Linked DNA regions of Homo sapiens: all the other regions are linked to region 2. The links are chromatin loops, found by intact Hi-C in ENCODE. Cell type or tissue: heart right ventricle. All regions are shown on one strand. Region 1 has its middle 6.6 kb from the start of CA4. Region 2 has its middle 14 kb from the start of CHCT1. Region 3 overlaps USP32 (ubiquitin specific peptidase 32). Region 4 has its middle 23 kb from the start of HEATR6-DT. Region 5 overlaps PPM1D (protein phosphatase, Mg2+/Mn2+ dependent 1D).

What was found. A loop is a pair of places that touch in the nucleus more often than their neighbours do. Peaks named below come from ENCODE experiments on the same cell type or tissue, not always from the same donor. Only the 100,000 strongest peaks of a DNase experiment are listed, where the experiment ranks them.
Region 1: a loop joins it to region 2, with 4 times the contacts of the local background. A loop is called at or near these places in 66 of 110 quality-filtered maps.
Region 3: a loop joins it to region 2, with 4 times the contacts of the local background. A loop is called at or near these places in 53 of 110 quality-filtered maps.
Region 4: it touches region 2 in a loop (4-fold over the local background); 45 of 110 quality-filtered maps call a loop at or near these places.
Region 5: it touches region 2 in a loop (2.6-fold over the local background); 37 of 110 quality-filtered maps call a loop at or near these places.

Annotation. Positions count from the first base shown.
Region 1 is chr17:60,140,902-60,145,901 of GRCh38, reverse strand. No RefSeq gene overlaps it. Among named protein-coding and RNA genes, the nearest start is that of CA4, 6.6 kb to the left of the region's middle. RefSeq lists enhancers at 2,816-3,325, 4,032-4,588. In heart right ventricle, CTCF peaks have their summits at 2,843 (motif pointing left) and 3,634; a DNase peak (open chromatin) is centred at 2,821; H3K4me3 peaks cover 398 bases; H3K27ac peaks cover 2,323 bases; H3K27me3 peaks cover 2,405 bases.
Region 2 is chr17:60,434,201-60,439,200 of GRCh38, reverse strand. It overlaps the pseudogene RPL12P38 and the pseudogene HMGN2P42. Among named protein-coding and RNA genes, the nearest start is that of CHCT1, 14 kb to the right of the region's middle. In heart right ventricle, a CTCF peak has its summit at 3,099 (motif pointing right); a DNase peak (open chromatin) is centred at 3,130; H3K4me3 peaks cover 432 bases; H3K27ac peaks cover 419 bases.
Region 3 is chr17:60,228,281-60,233,280 of GRCh38, reverse strand. The region is part of intron 12 of USP32 (ubiquitin specific peptidase 32); the gene reads left to right. It also overlaps SCARNA20. Among named protein-coding and RNA genes, the nearest start is that of CA4, 81 kb to the right of the region's middle. In heart right ventricle, a CTCF peak has its summit at 1,959; no DNase peak of the experiment used is centred here.
Region 4 is chr17:60,100,088-60,105,087 of GRCh38, reverse strand. It overlaps the pseudogene LOC653653. Among named protein-coding and RNA genes, the nearest start is that of HEATR6-DT, 23 kb to the right of the region's middle. In heart right ventricle, no CTCF peak of the experiment used is centred here; a DNase peak (open chromatin) is centred at 2,357; H3K4me3 peaks cover 802 bases; H3K27ac peaks cover 766 bases.
Region 5 is chr17:60,636,444-60,641,443 of GRCh38, reverse strand. The region is part of intron 3 of PPM1D (protein phosphatase, Mg2+/Mn2+ dependent 1D); the gene reads right to left. Among named protein-coding and RNA genes, the nearest start is that of PPM1D, 39 kb to the right of the region's middle. In heart right ventricle, CTCF peaks have their summits at 711 (motif pointing right) and 2,521 (motif pointing right); a DNase peak (open chromatin) is centred at 2,523.

The DNA of each region.
Region 1 (5,000 bases), 290 kb after region 2:
GAGTACAGGTGGGATTAGAACTTTGGTCTCCTGCTCCACTTCCCAGTGCTCTTTCTGTGCCATCTCACCTCCTCCCAACACCACATACTTCCCTCCCGCTGGGAGTCCCAGCCTCCATCTGCCCTGGCTTTCCTCACCCGCAGATTCTCCGCTGACTCGCAGATTATTCAGGGAAAGGTTTGCAGAGATTCCAGCTTTTGTGTTCCCAGAGAGTGAGATTAAATCCACACAAAAGAAGGGTTAGTCAATAGCCTGGGCTCCACCTCTCCCCAGCCTGGATCTCTGCTGTATTCCAGCAAAGACGAAAAAACTCCTTTCCTGCCAGCACCTGTGGAGGCTGCGTGCCCTCTTCCCACCCTCTATGCCTGCCCTATTTCTCTGGACTGTGCAGAGAATCTGGGGGAGGGGAGGGAGGGGAGGGAGGGGGCCGGCAGAGAGAGCTGGAGACTGTCACTAGGGAAGGACAGGAGCCTTTTTGGTACAGGAGTTGGCAGAAACTTCTGGCCCCGAACATTTTGAAATAACAATAGCAGTAATACGTGTGGAAAAACCCAGTGATAGAGGTGACATATGTTCTGTTCCTCTCCTGCAGAAAACTCAGGAATACTCCCCCGTGGTCGTCCCCTCCCCTCTCAGCATCTTGGCCACAACAGCCCAGGCTCACACCAGCAGGACACTGGGATCAGAGCGAGGTCAGATTTTGCAAGTGTGTTCATTTACATTCTGGTTTTGTGGTGGAGGGATCCCCTAAAGAGGGTGATGAGGGGGAATTGGGTTGGGGAGAAGAAGAGCCACACGAGCAACTTTGGTGGGGAAAGGAATGGTCCTTCCTTAATTAACATTGTGACAACATTAAGAAAACAGGCTCGCGGGTGGCTTGGCGGTGGCTCGCACCTGTAATCCCAGCAATTTGAGGGGCCAAGCCTGGCAGGTTGCTTGAGCCCAGAAGTTCGAATCCAGCCTAGGCAAGATGGTGAAATCGGTCTCTACAGAAAATACAAAAATGAGCTGGGCATGGTGGCACATGCCTGTAGTCCCAGCCACCTGGGGGGCTGAGGCTGGAGAATCACTTGAGCTCAGGAGGTGGAGGCTGCAGTGAGCCAAGATCACACCACTGCACTCCAGCCTGGGGCCTGGGTGATAGAGTGAGACTCTGCCTCAAAAAAAAGAGAGAGAGCGAGAGAAAGAAGAAAAAGAAAAGAAAAGGAAAGAAAAAAGAGACTTGGCCAGGCACAATGGCTCACACCTGTAATCCCAGCCCTTTGAGAGGCTGAGGCAGGAAGGTCACTTGAGCCCAGGTGTTTGAAAACAGCCTGGGCAGCATAGAGAGACCCTGTCTCTACAAAAAATAAAAAATTAGGGGAGTATGGTGGTGCACGTCTATAGTCCCAGCTACTCAGGAGGCTGAGGTAGGAGAATCCCTGGAGTCTGGGAGATCGAGATGGAGGCTGCAGTGGGCTATGAGCATGCCACTGTACTCCAGCCTGGGCAACAGTGCAACAGTGTGAGACCCTGTCTGTAAAAAGAAAGAAAGAAAGAGAGAGACAGAGAGAGAGAGAGGAAAGAAAGAAAAAAAGAGAGAGGAAAGAAAGAGAGAGAGAGACAGAGAGAGAGAGGAAAGAAAGAAAAAAGAGAGAGGAAAGAAAGAGACAGAAAGAAGGAGAGAAAGAAAGAAAAGAAAGAAAGAAAGAAAGAAAGAAAAGAAAGAAAGAAAGAAAGAAAGAAAGAAAGAAAGAAAGAGGAAGAAGGAAAGGACTAGCAGGGGTGGGGGCTCACACCTGTAATCCCAGCACTTTGGGAGGTGGAGGCAGGTGGATCATCTGAGGTCAGGAGTTTGAGACTAGCCTGACCAACATGGTGAAATCCCATCTCTATTAAAAATACAAAACTTAGCCAGGTGTGGTGGCAGCGCATGCTTCTAGTCCCAGTTATTCAGGAGGCTGAGTCAGGAGAATCGCTTGAACCCGGGAGGCAGAGGTTGCAGTGAGCCAAGATCATGCCACTGCACTCCGGCCTGGGTGACAGGGCAAGACTCTGTCTCAAAAAGAAAAGAAAAAAAAAAAAGAAAAAAAGGAAGGAAGGAAGGCAAGCAGAAAGGAAGGAAGGAAGCAAGCAAGCTCTTTCAGGGGTGTGTGTGTGTGTGTGAACTTCTTTTTCCTGATTACCCAAATAACACTTGCTCATTGTAGAACATTTGGAAAGGAGAAAAAGAAACATTATTCATAACCTTATTTCCCAGAGGCAATCATTTTACAAATTTGATGTATTTTTAAGAAAAAACACCTCACCTCAATCCGTGTTTAATTTTTCTGTGTCCCCTGCAGCCTTTATCTATATGCAAGCGCGCTATTGACATAGTGAACAATGGAGGGTCCTGCTTTTTAATGTCCACATTTCAGTGTAAACCTGAGTCCGTGTTACTGGGCAGCCTTTGCAACTTTCATTTTGTGGCTCCACAGTACACCCAGGTTGTATCATCAGCTCACTCCCCATTATAAAGAACATTGCAGCAAACGCCTTCCCGCTAGATGGACAGGGCCGCTGGATGGGCAGGGAACCTGGGAGTCTCAGCTCCTCTACCCAGCTCCCTACTGAGGGGAGCTGCCCTAACTAAGTTCATGAAAATAGTTGAGGAGTGCGGTGGGGGCTGGTGAAGGTCCCTTGGCGGCCAGTGGGAGAATCAGAGCCTGGAGTCCTCACTCTGACCTCTGATGTGCCTGTGAGATGGGAAATATGTGTGAGGTTGGGGGTGAGGTGGTTCTGAATAGATTTGCAGCGTGTGAGAAAAAAATGTGCTTGTGGGCGACTCCTCCCTGAGTGCCCTTGCACCACATTGGCGCCCTCTGCTGTCCCTGCTCGTCTAATACTTTGGAAGTTCTTTCTGTGTAACTGTAGACCAGTCTGTCCTTCCTGTCTCCTTTCCATTTAGGGGAAGAGTATCATTTAACAGCAATGAAATAGCATTCAGAGAATTGAAAAAAAACTCTTTAGGTCCACCCCAAACCCAGTACCCAGAACTTTAGCCTCCTTCAGGAGACTTCCCTATTGGAACTACTCTCTCTCTCTCTTAGATATTGAGTTGGGGGTTGGGGGGATGGGGACTGAGACAAGCAGTTGAGAATAAGGCAGCAGTTTCCCTGAAGACCCTGTCCTAGCCACTCCCTTCTCCAGGTGTGGCCCTGGGGAGGGATGGCTGTATTACAGCCCCAGAAAGAAGCCAAGCATTTGGCAGCTCAGCTCACCTCCTGCATCTGATAAGGGTGACACATGGGTACACGTGGGGTGGTTAGATGGGTCTTCCCTGCCCCTCCGTTTATTATGCAAATGGGGAAGTGGGGAATGGCTTTTTCCTAGCAAGTAACTCCGAGATTTCCGAAGTTTAATGAGCCTTGTGTGGTAAAGGATTAGGGGCAGGCCTGGCTTCATGGGGCAGGGGCTTGCATAGTTGCAGAGCAGCTGCACTTAGAAGAGCTTCACATTTTCTTTTTTCTTTTCTTTTTCTTTCTTTTTTTCCTTTCTTTTCTTGAGACAGAGTCTCAATCTGTTGCCCAGGCTGGAATGCAGTGACGTGATTTTGGCTCACTGCAAACTCCACCTCCCTGGCTCAAGTGCTCCTCCTACCTCAGCCTCCCTGGGATTACAGGCACAAGCCACCACGCCCAGCTAATTTTTTTTTTTTTTTTTTTTTTTTTTTGAGACAGAGTGTCTCTCTGCCGTCCAGGCTGGAGTGCAGTGGTGCGATCTCAGCTCACTGCAAGCTCTGCCTCCCGGGTTCACGCCATTCTCCTGCCTCAGCCTCCAAAGTAGCCTGGACTACAGATGCCCGCCACCATGTCGGGCTAATTTTTTTGTATTTTTAGTAAAGACGGGGTTTCACCATGTTGGCCAGGCTGGTCTCTAACTCCTGAGCTCAGCTGATCCACCCGCCTCGGCCTCCCAAAGAGCTAGGATTACAGGCATGAGCCACCTCACCCTGCCCACATTTTTATTTTGTAGCTTATACTGGAGGCTGGGGTTTAGGGGAGCGGTGTCTGTCTTCTGGTTGTATCTCCACCCAGCCAGGGCGGGCGGCAAGGGTGTTGAGATTCTAAAAGCCGTGAGGGAAAGCTCCCCAGGGCCCAACCTCCCCATACAATTCACAGGACAAGTCTGGAGTGAGCGAGGACTATGTCCATAAAAGGAAGGAAAAGACAAGACAATGTTGCCCAATGAGTCAAGCGTGATCGTCGCACAAAGAAGCAGGGCGCTGTTCCCCAGAGCAGGGCCAGTTCAGAGAAGAGGTCGGGAGCAGCTGGACGATAGAGAACAGTCCTCCTACCAGCAGCCCTAGGGCCCTCGGCTGGCGCAGGTTCTGCTTTCTCGCGGGAAACGCTCCCCTACATATGCTCGCTCACAGCCCACCGCCCCGCGCCGCTGCAGCTTCTGTGCCCCGGAAAGCCTCTCCAGCAGCCTGGCAGTGCTCGAGGTGAGCACAGCGTTTCGGCCTCCCGAGCCTGCCTACTCCTCGTGGCGATGTCTGACAGCTAGGTCAGCGGCGCGACGTCCATGGGGGCCCTGCGCGCTGAGCGCGACGTCCAGCCCGAGCGCGGTCCCTAAGCGGGCCAGCCTTGGCCTGGGGCGCCGTCTGAATTGGGCGCTGGCTGCACACTCAGCTGGCCTGGAATGCCCTGGACGGCACCTGCCTGCTTGACTTCTGCCTCTACCATCTGGTCTGGCATTTCGCCCCAGGCTGATGATAAGAAGGTGCCAGGAGGCCCTGGGACACCGCGCAGGAGCACGGCGGGAGCCATACTGGGGCATAGCCCTGGACTGCCTCTCTGAACTGGCCTGCTCTGGGGAAGAGTGCCCTGCTTCTTTGTGCTACGATCATGCTTGACTCACTGGGCAATATTGTCTTGTCTTTCCTTTCTCTTTCTTTTTATGGATATAGTAGCCCTCATTCACTCTAGACCTGTCCTATGAATTGTATGGGGAGGCTGGGCCCTGGGAAGCTTTCCCTC
Region 2 (5,000 bases):
GCACTTCAGGCTGGGTGACAGAGTGAGACCCTGTCTCAAAAAAAAAAAAAAAAAAAAAAAGGCTCGGCGCGGTGGATCACGTCTGTAATCCCAGCACTTTGGGAGACCGAGGCGGCCAGATCACGAGGTCAGGAGAGCGAAACCATCCTGGCTAACATGGCAAAACCCCGTCTCTACTAAAAATACAAAAAAATTAGCCAGGCATGGTGGCGGGCGCCTGTAGTCCCAGCTACTGGGGAGGCTGAGGCAGGAGAATGGCATGAACCCAGGAGGTGGAGCTTGCAGTGAGCCGAGATAGCACCACTGCACTCCAGCCTGGCGACAGAGCAAGACTCTGTCTCAAAAAAAAAAAAAAAAAAAAAAAAAGCAAATGTCTGTTTACAAAAACAAGAAAAATCAAAAAGACAGAGCCTTGTGTGTGGAGGAGTCAAAAAGCTTGGGCAGTCAGCATCTCAACTCAACTAAGTCAGCCCCTAAGCCCCTGTTTTCTTTTTCTTTCTTCTTCTTCTTGTTTTTTTTTTTTTTTTTTTTTGAGACAGAGTCTCGCTCCGTCACCCAGGCTACAGTGCAGTGGCACAATCTCGGGTCGCTGCAACCTCTGCCTCCTGGGTTCAAGCAATTCTCCTGCCTCAGCCTACTGAGTAGCTGGGATTACATGCACGCACCGCCAAGCCTGGCCAATTTTTGTATTTTTAGTACAGATGGGATTTTGCCGTGTTAGCTAGGCTGGTCTCGAACTACTGACCTCAAGTGATCCACCGACCTTGGTCTCCCAAAGTGCTGGGATTACACATCTGAGCCACCAAGCCTGGCCATAGCCTGTTTTCTTTGTAATGGGGAGAAGGAGTTTCCCTCACAAGTTTGACACAAAAATCCAGTGAGAATGGATGCAAAACTCTGCTATTTCTCTTCAGTTACATATATTTGTGATAATTATTATAAAGAGGAAACTTCGGGTGACTCCTGAGAGACTGGGGTGGGAGTGGGTCAGGCAGTAGTTAGTCACTACATTCGCGGTTAGGAGCCTCTTCCATTTAAAACTCGAAACCACCATCAGAGTGAACAGGCAACCTACAGAATGGGAGAAAATTTTTGCAACCTACTCATCTGACAAAGGGCTAATAGCCAGAATCTACAATGAACTCAAACAAATTTACAAGAAAAAAACAAACAACCCCATCAAAAAGTAGGCAAAGGATATGAACGGACACTTCTCAAAAGAAGACATTTATGCAGCCAAAAAACACATGAAAAAATGCTCATCATCACTGGCCATCAGAGAAATGCAAATCAAAACCACAATGAGATACCATCTCACACCAGTTAGAATGGCGATCATTAAAAAGTCAGGAAACAGCTGGGCACGGTGGCTCAAGCCTGTAATCCCAGCACTTTGGGAGGCCGAGGCGGGTGGATCACGAGGTCATGAGATTGAGACCATCCTGGCTAACACGGTGAAACCCCGTCTCTACTAAAAATACAAAAATTAGCCGGGCACCATTGGGCGCCTGTAGTCCCAGCTACTCTGGAGGCTGAGGCAGGAGAATGGCGTGAACCCGGGAGGCGGAGCTTGCAGTGAGCCAAGATTGCGCCACTGCACTCCAGCCTGGGTGACAGAGACTCCGTCTCAAAAAAAAAAAACAAAAAAAACTGAAAGTAAAACTTTAGGGAAAGTACCCTTTATTCTCTAAGGAAAAGGACCCTTCTCGAAGGCTCCGATAGTGAGGCACTTTCTCTAGGATGAGCCTCACCCCTAAGGCAGCATAGGCCAAGGTATGATTTGGGGATTTCCACCAAGGCTCCCCACTTCCCAATAGCCTCTCCAACAACCTGTTTCTGGTGTTCCCAAGTCCACCATTATACTTTTGGGTAGAGATACTTTTAAAAAATAAAAATTCTAGAAGAAGTAATACATTTTGGTTAGGCGCAGTGGCTAATGCCTGTAATCCCAGCACTTTGGGAGGCTGAGGTGGGCGGATCACCTGAGGTCAAGAGTTCGAGACCAGCCTGGACAACATGGTGAAACCCCATCTCTACTAAAAATACAAAAATTAGCTGGGCGTGGTGGCGGGCGCCTGTAATCCCAGCAACTCTGGAGATAGGGCAGGAGAATCGCTTGAACCCGGGAGGCAGAGGTTGTGGTGAGTGGAGATTGCACCACTACACTCCAACCTGGGTGACAGAGTGAGACTGTCTTAAAAAAAAAAAAGAAGAAGAAGAAGGAGAAGAAGTAATACATTTTAGTCTTGAGGGTTATTTCTATCTTGTGAGAAATGAGTGTGTGGGCCAAGAGTAGGTGAAACATATGTCGTTGGTATGTAGGAAGTGCGCTGGCCTGGGGGACCTCAGGTCTGAGTTGTCGTTCCAGTTCTGCCATTGACTTCCTGCACAACCTTGGAGAAGTCGCCTTTCTTCTTGGGCCTCTGTTTTCCCCTCTGAACGAGGAGGTGGTTGGTCAGAATTCTCTGTTTTGGGTTGGTTCATTCATTAAAAGTTTGCTAAGTACCTATTATATGTTGAATACTATTGTAATTGCTTTGGATACAGCAATGAACAGGACAGACAAAAATCTCTAACCCTGTGGAACTTACATTCTAAGGGAAGAAGACAGTTAATAAACAAGAAATACAATAATTGACCGGGTGTGGTGGCTCACGCCTGTAATCTCAGCACTTTGGTAGGCGGAGGCCAGCGGAGTTTGAGACCAGCCTGGACAACATGGTGAAACCCCGTCTCTACTGAAAATACAAAAAAATTAGCCAGGCTTGGTGGCGCGCTCCTGTAAGCCCAGCTACCTGGGAGGCTGAGGCAGGAGAATCGCTTGAACCCGGGAGGCGGAGGTTGCAGTGAGCCGAGACTGCGCCATTGCACTCCAGCCTGGGCGACAGAGCGAGATTCCGTCTAAGGAAAAAAGAAAGAAAGAAAGCTTCAAAACCAAGCCTCACTTGTTGTCCATTTTTGCCTTTATGCGTCCCGATTGTTCTCAAGGTTGATAAACGAACCCCTGGCTCCCTTCTCTCATCTTCATCTTTTGCACACGCTGGTTTGCACATGTTGGTTGAAAGAACAAGGCTGTAGTGTCTCACAATTCCTCTAGGTGGCAGTGCTGCCTTGACTACTGGGGATACTTCGTGTTTTTGGACTGTTCCCAAAACAGCCACATTTCTGAAATCTCTTAGGAGTAGAAAACATTGGAAAGCCCATAGTCATCATGGACACCCTCCAGCCCGGCTTCCCTTCTCTCTGAAATCCTCCCTGCTTTGACAAAACTGTCAGGGTCTAGCCAAGCCAGGCTGGCCCCAGGCCTATGCCTTGGCCGTCTCATCTTGCCACTTCCAGGAGGCGATGACTCTAAGGAGGAAAGAAATGGCGCTTCCTCCCCGCTTCCCCCATTCATGCTTCCCTGAACTCCTTCTTCGAGACTAGATTGATATTCATTTTAGCCTTGTCAGTCTATGACGATACTTACTTCTGAACACAAATCGAGGGAGGGAGGGAGAAGAGTCACACACATCTGCCCTGGCCTCTCCTGCTCCAGGGCAGCCCTGCACCCTATATGCTGCTGCCTCAGGCAGAGCCCTGGAAAATATGTCATTTGTGTTTTTGGGGAATGTTTGGACCTACTTACCCTCCTGGAAATGATAAAAGTTCACAAAATTTGGAGGAAGAAGAGGCGAGAACGATCCCCGAACCGAGCAAAGCCCGCGCGCCGCTGCATCCTGCGCCCAGTGCCTACGTCTCAATGCCATCGTCGCCGCCACCATGACCAAGAGAAAGGCTGAAGGGGATGCTAAAGGAGATAAAGCCAAGACGAAGGACGAACCACAGAAAAGATCCGCGAGGTTGTCTGCTAAACCTGCTTTTCCAAAGCCGGAGCCCAAGCCTAAAATGGCCCCTGCAAAGAAGGGAGAGAAGGTACCCAAAGGGAAAAAGGGAAAAGCTGATGCTGGCAAGGAGGGAATAGCCCTGCAGAAAATGAAGATGCCAAAACAGATCAGGCACAGAAAGCTGAAGGTGCTGGAGATGCCAAGTGAAGTGTGTGCATTTTTGATAACTGTGTACATCTGGTGACTATACAGTTTGAAATACTATTTTTTATCAAGATTTATAAAAATGCAGAATTTTATTTTACTTTTTTTTTTTAAGCTACGTTGTTAGCACACAGAACACTTCATTGTTGTTTTTAGGGGAAGGGGCATACGTCACTAATAGAATGACTCCGAAGCTGGATTGATATGGGGAAAACACCTTTCCCTTCTAGTTTTTAGAGACTTCCTTTTGGCTCCCAGGAGGAGGGATTCCCTGGCTTTGATACACATGGCCACCTTGGCACAAAAGGCTTGCGGTATGGAAAAACAAATTTATTTTTATGTCCTCTTCTCCCTTTCCATCTTTCAGCATAGACTTAACTCCCTTAAGCCCAGACGTCTGTTGGGACCTGACCCCTAGTCATTGGTTACCAGTGTCAGGCAATCTGGACTTTCCAGATGCCACTGAGATGGCACCTGTCAAAAGAGCAGTGGTTCCATTTCTAGATTGTGAATCTTCAGATAAATTCTGCCATTTTCATTTCACTTCCTGAAAGTCAAGGTTGGTTTGTGAAAAGTTAACAGCATGCTGAATGTGAAATATCAACCCTCACTCTAAACTTTCCCTGTTCAGAGCATCAGATGAAGACTTCATTGGGTTTTATACTGGCTTTCTTTTTGGTAGTCCACTGAAGAATCCAGGGAGTTTGAAAGTTGTTGTATACTGTTAATGATTGTCTGCCCATGTCCTGCCTGAAATACCATGACTGTTTATGGAAAGTATCTTTAATAAAGCTGGATACAGTTTGGCTTGGAAAAAAAAAGTTCACAAAATTTGCAGCCTGACAATGCAATAGAAAAAGAAAAACTCGCTCTTGGCTTTCGGCTTGGAGGAGGCCAAGGTGCAACTTTCTTCGGTTGTCCCGAATCCGGGTTCATCTGACACCAGCCGCCTCCACCATGCCGCCAAAG
Region 3 (5,000 bases), 210 kb after region 2:
CCTGCCAGGCTAGTCTCGAACTCCTGGGCTCAAGCGATTCTCCTGCCTTGGGCTCTCAGAGTGCTAGGATTACAGGCACCCAGACTCTTGTTAAGTATTTTAAAACAGTGTCTGGTACATAGTAAGTACTAAATAGGTAGCTATTATTATGAGAAACTTCAATAAGGTAATTGTAGTGAGCTTGGACTCTTGTCCCTTGCACTTGCTTTATGACCTTGAATAAATTACTACTTCTTGCTCTACCTCAGTTTTCACATATGAACAATGAGATTAATAGTAATATCTATTTAAGTAGGGATGTGAGAATTAAATGAGTTAATACATGTGAAGCACTTAGCCCAGTGCCTGGCAGATAGAAACTCTATATAAGGTTAAAGGTAATAATGGTGGTAGTAGTAGCAGTAGTTATATGAGGATTTAAATTTCTTCTTTCATGCCAGGCATGGTGGCTCACGCCTATTATCCCAGCACTTTGGGATGCCAAAGCAGGCAGATCACTTGAGGCTGGGAGTTCAGCACCAACCTGCCCAACCTGGAGAAAACCCGTCTCTACTAAAAATACAAAAATTAGCCGGGTATGGTGGTGTATGCCTGTAATCCCAGCTACTCAGGAGGCTGAGACACAAGAATAGCTCGAACCTAGGAGGCAGAGGTTGTAGAGAGCCAAGATGATGCCACTGCACTCCAGCCTGGGCAACAGAATGAGACTGTATTTAAAAAAAAAAAAAAAAAAATCAAATTTCTCTTTCCAGTCCATGTGGCCACTTTGACAAACGCCTTGTTTAAAAAAAAAAAAAAAAAAAATTTGGGCCAGGTGCAATGGCTCACACCTGCAATCCCAGCTCTTTGGGAGGCTGAGGCAGGCAGATCACTTGAGACCAGGAGTTCCAGACCAGCCTGGCCAACATGGTGAAACCCCGACTCTACTAAAAATATAAAAATTAGCCTGGCGTGGTGGCGTGTGCCTGCAGTTCCAGCTACTTGGGAGGCTGAGGCAGGAGAATCGCTTAAACCCAAGAAGCAGAGGTTGCAGTGAGCCGAGATCATGCCACTGCACACCATCCTGGATGACAGAGTGAGACTCCATCTCAAAAAAAAAAAAAAAAAAAAAAGAAAAAGAAAATTAGTGTTGACATGTCAGATAATTTGATCTTAGAGCTTCATCTGCCTACCTAAGAGAGTACTTAGCTTTAATTTTTTCTCTTCATAAAATGACATATTTACTTACGAATATTACTAATTGTGAGGGTAGTATGTTTCAAATACTGGCAAGACTAAATGGAAAGATCAGAGACCAAGGGATCAGGAAAAATGAGCCATCCTTTCTTAGAAGTGGCTAACCCCAGATTTGCTGATTCACTGGAGCATGAATAATTTGATTGTGTCTCTGCTCATGGAATCTTACCAGTCTTTCCCCGCTTTAATGTGTCAAGCTTTATTCTTCTATGTGTAATCTCCTAAAAAAATGTAAATGGGGAAGAATGGTGAAATCTTTTCTATCATTATTACATTACATAATGTGTATCTTCCTTTTTGAGAACTATGAAGGAGCAGCTATTACTATTCACATGCAGATTTTCCTATTTAGTTATCACGTAACTTTAGAGCTAGAAGATACTTTAAATCACCTTTCGTGCCTCTCTCCCATGGGCTTTGGGGGGTCCCTGTTCTCCTTAGCCAAGGCTGGAGGCCAAGAGCAGCCCTCGAGGATCGTCGTCAGGACTGCCACGAGTGGGGCAGCCTTGTTTTCCTGCCTCAGACATGTGTAGTTGAGTGGGAAATAAAAGGAATGAAACACCTCTCTTCTCTGAATTTACAAATGAAGCCTCTGAGGTCCTTAGGTTTTATAATTGCCCAAAGCTGTATCAGACAATTATTTTATTACTTTATCTAGCACTCTAGAGCTCAGTGTCCTGAGTCCTGCCTTAGTACCTAATCTGTTGCTCCATGCTGCCCTCTATTTTTCCAAAGCTAGCATTTCAGTCACTAGTGAAATATGAAATTGACATAACTGTTAATTGATTCTTGTAACATACCTATGTACAGGGCATAAAAAGTAGTAGTATCATCAATAGAGAAAAAGGTGAATCTTGACCCATATTTTAGAACACATAAACTATTTATACAACTCACAGGGAATCCTAAAATCTCAAAATAAAATTCTCTTATATTAAAATAAGTACCTAGTCCTTTTGTGAATTGTTGACTCAGAAAATGAGGACATTTCTCTCTACAGGTGAAACTTTACCTATTTAGAAATCTATCTTCTGAAAACCAGGGTTCTAGGATAATTTTGAATAGTTCCAGACCCCTGAAGTCAATAAAAACAAAACATGATCCTTTGATGTTTTAGAAAAACAAAAATTTCCGCAAGCAGCCAGAAATGAACAGTCAAAAAAAGCTAGTGACTCTAAGATTCTGCAATATATAACTGTGATTGGTTTGTTCATCTTATAGAAGGAAAGTGGTAATAAGATTAATCGGATGAAAAGGTAGCTATTTCACTGAAAGCCAAGAAGGGTAGAAGGAACAAGAAAAATAAGCGTGTAGGAAGGGGAAGAAGGAACCTGAGTTGTGCTGACAGTTTCAGGCAGTGGAGAACAGTGAGAGCATCAGGTTCCTGTAATAGAAAAGAAAGCCGAAGACAATGAGAAGACAGACCAGTCTAGTTTGTTTGGAGCATTGGAAGAGAAGCAAAGAAAAGCCCATATTCTCCAAGTCTAAAGGTTATTACTCACTGTACCATGTTAAAAGCATGTGGTAGAACCGCAGTTGCTAGAGGCAAATGTTGCAATCTCTGAGAAGTTATTAGAATCATCCTGTTCACAAATTATTATAAAATTTAGCCTAGCAAATTTAATGCCTGGTAATATTTTTATTATCCTGTTTTCTTGCCAGTGATATATATAGATTTAACCTATGGACTGAGCTCTTCAGAATGAGAAGCATTATTACAGGAATGGTTTCATTTACATTTTCTTTAGAAACATAGGCACCATGTAAGACTTTCAAACATGTTAAAACATTTAAGATACAATTCCAAATATTACTCCTTGAAATTCTCTTACATGCCCATCTTAGAGGAAAACTTGAAGAAAATTGTTTGCTCAAATAGACCCAATCTTCCTCAAAATATATTACTACAAATTTTTTAGAAAGTAATTTGTGGTCGGGCGCAGTGACTCACGCCTGTAACCCCAGCACTTTGGGAGGCCAAGGCAGGTGGATCACCTGAGGTCAGGGGTTCAAGACCAGCCTGGCCAACGTGGCGAAACCCTGTCTCCACCAGAAATACAAAAATTAGCCAGGCGCAGTGGTGCGTGCCTGTAATCCCAGCTACTCCGGAGGCTGAGGCAGGAGAATTGCTTGAACCCAGGAGGCAGAGGTTGCAGTGACCCAACATTGCACCACTGCACTCCAGCCTGGGCAACAAAGCGAGACTCTGTCTCAAAAAAAGAAGGAAAAAAAAAGTAATTTGTAATGCATCAACTTTATATAAATGGAATATAGAAGTGAGTATAAATTTATAAACGGATTACCTTGCCAAAAATGTGATGGTTATTGAAACATCATTTAAGATCACTTATAGCAAAACTAAAGTGATTTTTCTGGAGGAAAACAAAGTGACTTGGAAGACTTTAATTTTTCTCAAAGGTGGCGCTGTTACTCTTTCAAAATGGTTTTGCTGTCTGTCTTGCTCCATCTTTATGGGCAGGAAGCAAATGACCTGAAAACTAAATAAATCTAAATCTTCTTCTAAAACACAAGTTCCAGAGCAGGTAGCAGATTTAATAACAAGTCAATTTCTAAGCTCTTAACATCTGGAGCACATTATAAAAACAAATGCATGAGACTATAATCCTCACTAGGGCAATAGTTATTAATTCTGGCTGCATATGTAGTGAGATCACATAGAGAACTTTAAAAATGAAAAAATGCCTTTGGCCGGGTGACTCATGCCTGTAATCCTAGTACTTTGGGAGGCCAAGGCAGGAGGATTGTTTGGATCCTCCAGGAGTTTGAGACCAGTCTGGGTAACATATTGAGACCCCATCTCTATGAAAACTTTAAAAATTAGTTGGGCATGGTGATGCATGCCTGTGGTCCTAGCTGAGGTGGAAGGATCACTTGAGCTCAGGAGTTCAAGGGTATAGTGAGCTATAGGCGACTGAGCAAGACCCTGTATTAAAAAAAGAGCCTTTGCTATACTCCAGACTAAAAAAATCAAAAAGCATAAGTGAAAAAAAAAAGTTGAATTGATTTAAATAATAAGGCATTTATGTTTATGGAAAATTTTCTTTTGAAACCTAATTTAACCAGGTGAGGTGGCTCACACCTGTAATCCCACCACTTTGGGTGACTGAGGCAGGAGGATTACCTGAGGCTAGAGTTTGAGACCAGCCTGGGCAATACAGTAAGACTCCATTTCTACCAAAAAAAAAAACAAAAACAAAAAAAACAAAGAGTCTCGCTCTGTTGCTCTGGCTGGAGTGCAGTGGCATGATCTCAACTCACTTCAACCTCCACCCCCTGGGTTGAGGCCATCCTCCCACCTCAGCCTCTCAAGTTACTGGGGACTAAAGGTGCACACCACCATGCCCCACTATTTTTTTTTAATATTTTTTTGTAAAGACGGGATCTATCCACGTTGCTCGGGCTGGTCTCCAACTCTCCTGAGCTCAAGTGATCCAGCCACCTTGGCTCCCAAAGTGCAGGGATTACAGACATGAGCCACCATCCCTGGCCAAAACTTGTTTTAATTAAAAAAAAAAAAAAAAAGAAAAAGAAAAAAGAAACCTAATTTAAATGTCATGTATTTTGTGTTGGTATGAATTCCATATTAGAAAAGCTGTGAGAAGCTTGATATTATCTTTAAGAAAATTAACACTTAGGACTAATTTATACTTCTTTTTTGACATAGATCATTTTGGTTCTACTGTCTTGTCTACAGGATTTTGGTTTCTAGGCCAGGCACAGTGGGTCACGCCTGTAATCCCAGC
Region 4 (5,000 bases), 330 kb after region 2:
AGTCAGCCACAAGTGTTTAAATCACTAATGGCTTCAGATTATTGTATTTAATGAGTAAACACTTTTATAGGGTTTGCTTTTATAAACACACTTATTTGTCAGATATCATTCTAAATGCTTTACAAAATTAACTTTTTCAATTTTTAATATAACCCTGAGATGTATATTATGATTATCCCCATTCTACAGATAAGAACACTGAGGAGTTAATTAACTTGCCACATATCTAGGAAGTGACAAGGCTAGTTGCACAGCCAGGCAGTCTGGCTCCTGAGTCCACATTTTAGACAACACTATACCTCCTGGTTCTTTTGAGGCATTACTACTGGAACTACCCTAATACTCATGAATAAACATTTCTTTTGGGGAGGGTCAAATAAAATTTTAAACAGAAAAGCGTTTCACCAACTGTCAAGCTCATAAAAGTTGTACATTATCCACTTTTTTCATGATGCCCACAGATAATTTATTAATGATATCATCTATTTTAAAAGACATATGTAAAACCCAACCCTTAAGAAAGGATTCCTATCACTGTTCCCCACAGGCACCCTCCTCAGTCTTACACCTTTCCACCCCCCAAAACAAATCATTCAGCATATTTATTTCATACTGTAATATAGGAAATAGCTATTTTTTAGACTTTTTATATTATTAGCACTGATCATACAAACATGGAATAGAAATTCCTTATGTTTTATCTGGATTTAAGGTGATACATAATGGAATATATTTCTATCAAGCCGTACACATTAGAGATAATGAAATCACTTGTGTTCTAGTTTAAACATTATGGGAATTTCAGAACTGCAACATAACAAATAATCCTCGGATGAAAACTAAATCTCTCCTCTGGTCAGGCATCTATGTGCATCAGTGAGGAGAAGACAGGGACTGTGGAAGGGAAAACAGCGAGTCAGGAAGGACTGTGGCCACGTCCATTCCCTGGTCCCTCAAGTAATTAAATCCTGACCTCCTCTACCCCAGTCTGTCCTGGGGAATGGCCAACACTGGCCTTTCACAACTGTGTGTTACTAGAAATGCAACAGAAACCCAGCTGAATCCCCTCCTCTGCCCTTCTCAAAGGAAAGATCTGTCCCAGGACCATTTGTTCCAACATTTTCAATTATGAGAACTGGGAAGATAAAGTTATTTTTACATTTATAAAGAAACACATATTTATTCACACTCATTACAGGAAGGTCAGAATCTATACAAAACCAAGAGGATTTTTAAAATCCCATAATACCACCATCAAAAGAGCCACACTTAGCATGTTGGTCCACAGGCTTCTTAGCACCCTCTTCTGTTGGTGTATGCACAAAATGCACAATCACATTCTGTCTACATTTTATAATTTGCCTGTTTGTTGATTAACACTATATATTGAACAATTTTTAAGACCTGCAACATATGTTGACAACATTACTTCCAAACAATGTATTTACAAATAAATGCACACACACACTATCTGTCTTATATACAACGTGTCTTACTTTCTAATTCTCCACTCTTGAAGATTTAGGTTTTTCCAACTTTTTCTTAATATATTCACCAGGAGTCAGCAACTTTTTTCCATAAAAGGCCAAAGAGTAGGCCGGGCGCAGTGGCTCACGCCTGTAATCCCAGCATTTTGGGAGGCCAAGGCGGGCAGATCACGAGGTCAGGAGATCCAGACCATGCTGGCTAACACGGTGAAACCCTGTCTCTACTAAAAACACAAAAAATTAGCTGGGTGTGGTGAGTGTGGCGGCGGACACCTGTAGTCCCAGCTACTCGGGAGGCTGAGGCAGGAGAATGGCGTGAACCCGGGAGGCAGAGGTTGCAGTGAGCCAAGATCGCACCACTGCACTCCAGCCTGGGCGACAGAGCAAGACTCTGTCACAAAAGAAAAAAAAAAAAAAAGGCCAAAGAGTAGATATTTTAAACTCTGCAGGCCATAGGTTTCTGTTGCAACACTCAACTCTGCTGTTGCAGGGAAAGAAGCCATACACAATTTGTAAATGAATGGGCATGACTGTGTTCTTCCCGACATGGTTTGCCAGCCCCTGATGTATAACACTACAGAGGATGCTGTTAGAATGAAATTTCTTTACATATCTCTGATGATCTCCTTAGGACTAATTACTAGACATGACATCATGGTAGCTGTGGGTCAAAGGGCATGCATGCTCTGGGATGTACATTCCCAGATTGCTCATCATGAGCCTTTCTCATGTCAAAATGTTTTGTGACCACCAGAAGGCTGGTTCTGCTTTTATTACCCATGGAATGAGAAATAGAAATGACATGGCATGGCCCTTCCCCACAGCACCACGGCTTCTCTTCCTCAGCACGGCGACAGGGGCTTCCCCTTTGCCGCCGCCGCCGGCCAAGCTCCGCCGCCACCGGCCAAGCTCCGCCGCGCCCGCGGCCCGCGGCCGCCATGCAGTTTATGTTGCTTTTTAGTCGTCAGGGAAAGCTTCGACTGCAAAAATGGTATGTCCCACTATCGGACAAAGAGAAGAAAAAGATCACAAGAGAACTTGTTCAGACCGTTTTAGCACGGAAACCTAAAATGTGCAGCTTCCTTGAGTGGCGAGATCTGAAGATTGTTTACAAAAGATATGCTAGTCTGTATTTTTGCTGTGCTATTGAGGATCAGGACAATGAACTAATTACCCTGGAAATAATTCATCGTTATGTGGAATTACTTGACAAGTATTTCGGCAGTGTCTGTGAACTAGATATCATCTTTAATTTTGAGAAGGCTTATTTTATTTTGGATGAGTTTCTTTTGGGAGGGGAAGTTCAGGAAACATCCAAGAAAAATGTCCTTAAAGCAATTGAGCAGGCCGATCTACTGCAGGAGAAAACAGAGACTATGTATCACAGCAAGAGTTTCACTGGGTTTAAGAAAGCGTACTAGAATACCTGCTGGAGTACTGACACGCATCGAAATGTAGTAGGGTATATACATTCAGTTTGTAATGACAATTCTGTCAAGTTTGTTATTTATATTTTAGCATTACCTGAAAAGTCTAATTACATTAAATCCCAAGGGATAGTCCCAATTACTTCATTAAACTGGTATTTTCATAGGGAATTTTGCTTGGATAATGATCCATTATTGGGGCTTATAATTTATTTTTTACACAGAATATGGAAATAGCTTCAGAGGTTCATTGACAAAAAAGCATTCATTAAATACTGTGAATCACTAATGCCATTGATACAGAAGAATTTCCCTATGAAAATGAGAGCTTCTGTGAGAAAATGAAGTAGTTGGGAGTTTAATTTCTTACTAATATGATTTTAACTTGCTGCTTCATTCCACTATATTCTGAGTTGGGGGAAAAGGGCAGCTATCTCTTTAAAATATTTAGGAATTCTTTGAGGATTAAAATGTAACTGGCTTTTGTCCTCAGATACGTTTGTAATTAATGGTTGTGTAAGTTTAGGGATTTGTTAGATATTTTTCTTGGAACAGTTTACATGATTTTGTAGTTCAATATTTCAAAGTTTCAAATTGAATAAATATTAAAATGAGGATACTTTAAAGACACTCAAATAAGCAATTTTAAACTTGCTTTCTGGTGGGGATATAATCCCTTTGAGAGTCCGAAAGATGATGGGCCGTCACCCCAGGAAAATTTGTACATCATTTTGTTTCTAATTTCAGGGAACTCTCGGAGCCCCTAGAAGTCCTTCTGTAGACACTCAAATCTGGAGAGTTTGTTAAAATCTGTCTTGAGGATTTTTAAAAAAGTAATATCCTCAGTCTCAGTCAAATTCTTTGGATTTTTTGCTTTTGTAGGTATAAGTAAACAGTTAAAAACCTTCATTGCTACTTAAAATACCAGATGAGTGACTACTTTTCCAGTTTTTTTGGGAAAGATTTTTCTCTAGTTTCTTTAGTTTATGTAATACAAATGTACTAATGAATTTAAACACTGGTGGAAGGGAAATATTCTAATTGAATTTTTGGTCAACTCAGTATTGACCAGATGACTTACACTGAAAATCTTTTCATAATATTAGTAGTAAATATAGTGTTTTAGGATTTTGTAAAATTTCTGGAGGATGTCTGTCATCATTTTGAACACTGTATGTAGTAAAGTTAGAAAAAAATGAATCTAAAGTCTTGGGCATTGTTTAGAAGTTAAATATTCAGCCTTAAACCAAAGAAGGAAAGCAAACAGAAACTTAAGTTTTAGTTATCTTTACTGTGAACTAAATGTTCTAGAAATCTGATTGTGTCTGTGTCAGTTTGTATACTGTGTGTAAGAATATATGCATTTCTTTTGTAGCCACGTCATGAATATTTTAATGTCCCTGTGTACTAAATGACTACTCATCGAGTATGCAGAATTTCACAGAGGAAATAGAATGCTGATATACATATGAAAGAAAATATCCTCAGCATGGTGATTTATTGTCTTGTATAATAATAGTAGAACATTTTAGAACTAGTACTTTTATGATTGTATTTTTTTCCTGTTCACATTCCAAACTTTTCTGTATTTTCATTCTATATGTGATCTTGATACAGCTCATTCCTCTCTGCAACTGATTTAATCTCATCTTGATAAAATATGACCTAGAAGTGTTTTGAGTAATATTAAATCTTAAACATATACATATTATTAATGAACCATCTGTGATTTATCTTATAAGAGGAAAACATGACAATCATTAAAATGTTTACCAAAGAAAATATAGCTGAAGTGCTAGGTCAAAATAAGCAGTGCCATAATATATAGTGTGGTTTGGTCTTCAAATATTGAGGTTAAAAAAAGAAACTATTTTGTGTGATTATCTTACAATCTGTATGAGCTAATGTGTTCTAATGTATCACATAAAAGTATATGTGAAAATATTACAAGAAACTAAAATTAATTTGTACCATTATATAATATTTAAGGTTAAAACATTCAGTATTAAGAAATTTTGTAGTGCCACATTTATTGAATCACATTTGTGCTATATAATAATATCAAACAATCCCTTTAAGAACTTAT
Region 5 (5,000 bases), 200 kb before region 2:
AAAACAAATAACCCCATTAGAAAGTGGGCAAAAGGCATCAACACTTTTCAAAAGAAGACATGCAAACGGCCAAGAATCATAAAAAGCTCCACATTAGTAATCATTAGAGAACGCAAATCAAAACCACAATGAAATACCATCTCATACCCTGTGAGAATGACTATTATTAAAAAGCCAATAAATGACAATGCTGGCAAAGCTGCAGAGAAAAGGGAATGCTTATACACTGTTGGTGGGAATATAAATTAATTCAGCCACTGTGGAAAGCAGTGTGGAGATATCTCAAAGAACTTAGAACTACCATTCGATCTAGCAATCCTGTTAGTGGGTATACATCCAAAGGAAAATAAATCGCTCTACAAAAAGACACATGCACTCAAATGTTCATTGCAGCACTATTCACAATAGCAAAGACAAGGAATCTACTTAGGTGCCCATCAAAAGTGAAATGCATAAAGAAAATATGGTACATACACACTACAGAATACTACACAGCCACAAAAAAAAAAATGAAATTATGTCCTTTGCAGCAACACAGATGCAGCTGGAGGCCATTATCCTAAGTAAATTAATCCAATTTACTTAGGAAAAGAAATTTCTAAATTTCTAAATAAAAGAAATTTCCAATTTCTTTTAGGAAAAGAAAGCCAAATACCACATGTTCTCACTTGCAAATGGGAGCTAAACATTGAGTACACATGAAGATACAGATGGCAACAATAGACACTGGGGACCACTAGAGGGAGAAGGGAGAGAAGGAGGAAGACATGAAAAACTAACAATTGGGTACTATGCTCCCTACCTGGATGACGGAATCAATCGTACCCCAAACCTCAGCACCATGCAATATACCCATGTAACAAACCTGTACATGTACTTCCTGAATCTAAAAGCTGAAATTACAAAAACAAACAAACAAAAGCCCACAAATCTAGGATGAATGGTGGATGACAGTTGCAAAACAGTGTAACCGTACGTAACATCAATGAACCACATGCTTTACAACGGTAAGTTACGTGTATGCTAAGCATATATTACCACAATTAAAAACACACAAATCTGGTTATGTTTCCCATTCCAACTCTGTTATAGTTCACAATTGTTTTTAAGATAAAGACACAATTCTTTTGTTTTTTCTGAAACAGGGTCTTGCTCTGTTGCCCAAGCTGGAGTACAGTGACATAATCTTGGCTCACTGCAGCCTCCTGGGCTCAAGCAATCCTCCCAACCAAAGCCTCCTGAGTAACTGAGACTACAAGCGCGTGCAACCACGCCCAGCCAATTCTTTGTAGAGGGGAGATTTCGCCATGTTGTCCAGCTGGTCTTGAACTCCTTGAACTCAAGCAATCCACCTGCCTTGGCCTCCCAAAGTGTTAGAATTATGGGTGTGAGCCACCACATCCAGCCAAACATGATTATTTACCACTGCCTATAAAATGCAGTATTTTCTCATTTTATCCAAGTCTCTTATTTCCTTATCCGTTCCAGCTACACTGCCCTTCATCAGAGTTCCTATATCACTATGCTTCTTCCTATCACCGAACTTTTCGAAAATGTTGTTTTCTATGCCTAAAACACACTTTCTTCCTCCTTAACCTCCAGTAATTCTTCAAAACTCAGTTCAAATATCACTTTTCTGGCCTCTCTGGTTAAGTGAAATATCCTTATTTTAGGTTTTCATTAGTACATATAAGAAGTTAAGAATTGGCTGGGTGTGGTGGCTCACGCCTGTAATCCCAACACTTTGGGAACCCGAGGCAGGCGGATCACCTGAGGTCAGGAGTTCGAGACCAGCCTGGCCAACATGGTGAAACCCCGTCTGTACTAAAAATACAAAAAGTAGCTGGGTGCAGTGGCGTGCGCCTGTAGTCCTAGCTACTTGGGAGATGGAGGCAGAAGAATCGCTTGAACCCGGAAGGCGGAGGCTGCAATGAGCCGAGATCGTGCCACTGCACTCCAGCCTGGGCGACAGAGTGAGACTCCATCTCAAAAAAAAAAAGAAGAAGAAGAAGAATTAAAAATGTTCAGTTTTAGCCAGGCGCTGTGGCTCTCATCTGTAATCCCAGCACTTTAGGTGGCTGAGGCGGGTAGATCACCTGAGGTTAGGAGTTAGAGACCAAGTTGGCTAACATGGCAAAACCCCTGTATTTTTGTACAAAACTTAGCCGAGCATGGTGGCGGGTGCCTGTAATCCCAGCTACTTGGGAAGCTGAGGCAGGAGAATCGCTTGAACCTGGGAAGTAAAGGTTACAGTGAGCCGAGATTGTGCCAATGCACTCCAGCCTGGATGACAAGAAAAAAACTCAGTCTCAAAAAAAAATAATTTTTTTTTCAGTTTTTTGTTATCATCTGATGAATGCCTTTCAACCCTTTCCTAGACTGCAAGCTCCATGAGGGCAAAGATCATGTGCTTGTACATACAGCAGAGTGCTTCATACACACTATACTCAAAAATTATCTCCCCAGTGAATAAAATGATTTGCAAGACTCAAAATGCAATTCCAGCAGGCAGCCACTAGAGGGCACCTTTGCTACATTTGTACTTGGGTAATTATCATCAGTGTCTATAGGGTGGGTACCAATGTTGACAAGGAGACATCTATTCCCACCCCTTCCCCCGCCCAAAAAAACCTATAAGAAAAATGGCCGTAAACCATAAGGGTGTGTGCTAAATATGAGCATTTAATTTACTTTAGGCCAGTAAGTATTTCCATGCAACAAGCTAAACTCAGAAAACCAATAACATGGCTCTTTTAAAAATATTATTTCCAGGCCGGTCGGTCGCGGTGGCTTGCGCTTGTAATCCCAGCACTTTGGGAAGCAGAGGTGGGCGGATCAACTGAGGTCAGGAGTTCGAGACCAGCCTGGCCAACATGGTGAGATCCCATCTCTACTAAAAATACAAAAATCAGCCAGGTGTGGTGGCACGCACCTGTAATCCCAGCTACTTGGAAGACTGAGGCAGAAGAATCATTTGAGCCGGGGAGGCGGAAGTTGCAGTGAGCTGAGATCGTGCCACTGCATTCCAGCCTGGGCAACAGAGTGAGATTCCATCTCATAAAAAAAAAAAAATTTTTCCAAGTGTCAGAATAATGGTTTGAAAAGTAATACAGCAAAGCCTTTTTAGCTTAAATATTAAAATCTAAAAGGTAGCATTATTTTTGAAAAGAAAATATTTATGTGACAAGAGAAATCAAGAGGAAAAAAGCTTTTTTATCACTAAAACGATTTTCTCTTATAAGCCCTTTTATCAAAATATTAATTCATTTCTGTATGTGTTTACAAAATTATGTTGAAGTAAAGTAACTTCTATAAAAACACTGTCTAAAAACTCGCTGTATCAAATTTTATTCCTCCCACTCAAGAAGACAGTTCTTTCTTCAATAACCCCAATCATGGTTGTGGTCTTGCTATTCCACCAAAAGCTACCTTCTTTTTCAAGGTCACCAATGACCTCCACATTCCTAAATCCCATGGTCATTTTTCAATCCTCCCTCCACCTAAATGACAACAGTATTTGAAACACTTTCTTTCTGGAAACACTTTCTTCACTTAGCTTCCAGGGTACGCTAACCCAAATTTCCTATTTGACTTACAGCTGTTAGTTGTTTTACCTTGTTCTTCCATTCACATCCCCTAACTCTTTTAGATTTTTTTTTAATTTTAATCCAACCCTCAAATGAAACCAGAGCACATCCCCCGAGTCTTAACAGTGAGAGTATCTCAGGGCTCAGCCACTAGACCTTGTCCCCTTTTCTATCTGCACTCAATCCCTACATGACCTCAAGACTTTGTATACTATCTATATGCTACTGGCTCCCCCAAATTGAAAGCTCCACCCTAGACAACACCTGAAATCAATTCTTATAATGGGAAGCCAAATAGGTATCACCACCTTAATGTCTAAAACATGCCGAAAGGGTAATGTGTCCAAAACTGAACTTCCGACCTCTCCTTTACACTGATGTTCCAGTCATTTCTTTATCACTTAGTGGCAACTCCATTTTTCCAGCTGCTCAGTTAAAAATACTGAGTAGGAGCGGGGCACAGTGGCTCATGCCTGTAATCCCAGTACTCTGAGAGGCCGAAGTGGGTAGATCACTTGAGGTCAGGAGTTGGAGACCAGCCTGACCAACATGGTGAAACCCCTGTGGCACAGAGTGAGACCTCATCTCAAAAAAACAAAAAAAGAAAGAAAGAAAAAGAAAAAAGAGAAAAATTCATGAGTAATGAGAACCCTTACATTTGTTACTTCTGCCTACATTCTGTGGCCCCAGACACTCACAGGTCTTTACTAAAAATACAAAATTAGCCGGGCGTGGGGGCGCACGCCTATAATCCCAGCTACTTGGGAGGCTGAGGCAGCAGAATTGCTTGAACCCAGGAGGTGAAGGTTGCAGTGAGCTGAGATCACATCACTGCACGCCAACCTGGGCAATAAAAGCGAAATTCTGTCTAAAAAAAAAAAAAAAAAAATCATGAGTAGGCTGAGCGCTGTCGCACATGCACTTTGGGAGGCTGAGGTGGGCAGATCGCTTGAAGCCAGGAATTTGAGACCAACCTGGGCAAAGCGAGACGTCTCTACAAAAAATTTTTAAAAATTAGTTGGGTGTGATGGCATGCACCTGTAGCCCCAGCTACTTGGGAAGCTGAGGCTGGGGGAACACTTGAGCCCAGGACTTTAGGGGCTGCAATGAGCTCTAGCCTAGGGCACAGAGTGAGACCTCATCTCAAAAAAAAAAGAGAAAAATTCATGAGTAATGAGAACCCTTACATTTGTTACTTCTGCCTAAATTCTGTGGCCCCAGACACTCACAGGTCTCACTGCCTCATCTCTTTACTTACACTTTACTGACATATCATCTTAGCGAGACCCTCCTCTGACCATCCCATTTAGAATTATTATACAGGCCCCACCCTCATAGCATTCCCTGCTTTATTTTTCTTGGTAGCATTTCTAACACAGTATGTGTCCTACTTAGTTATTTTAGTTTATCATG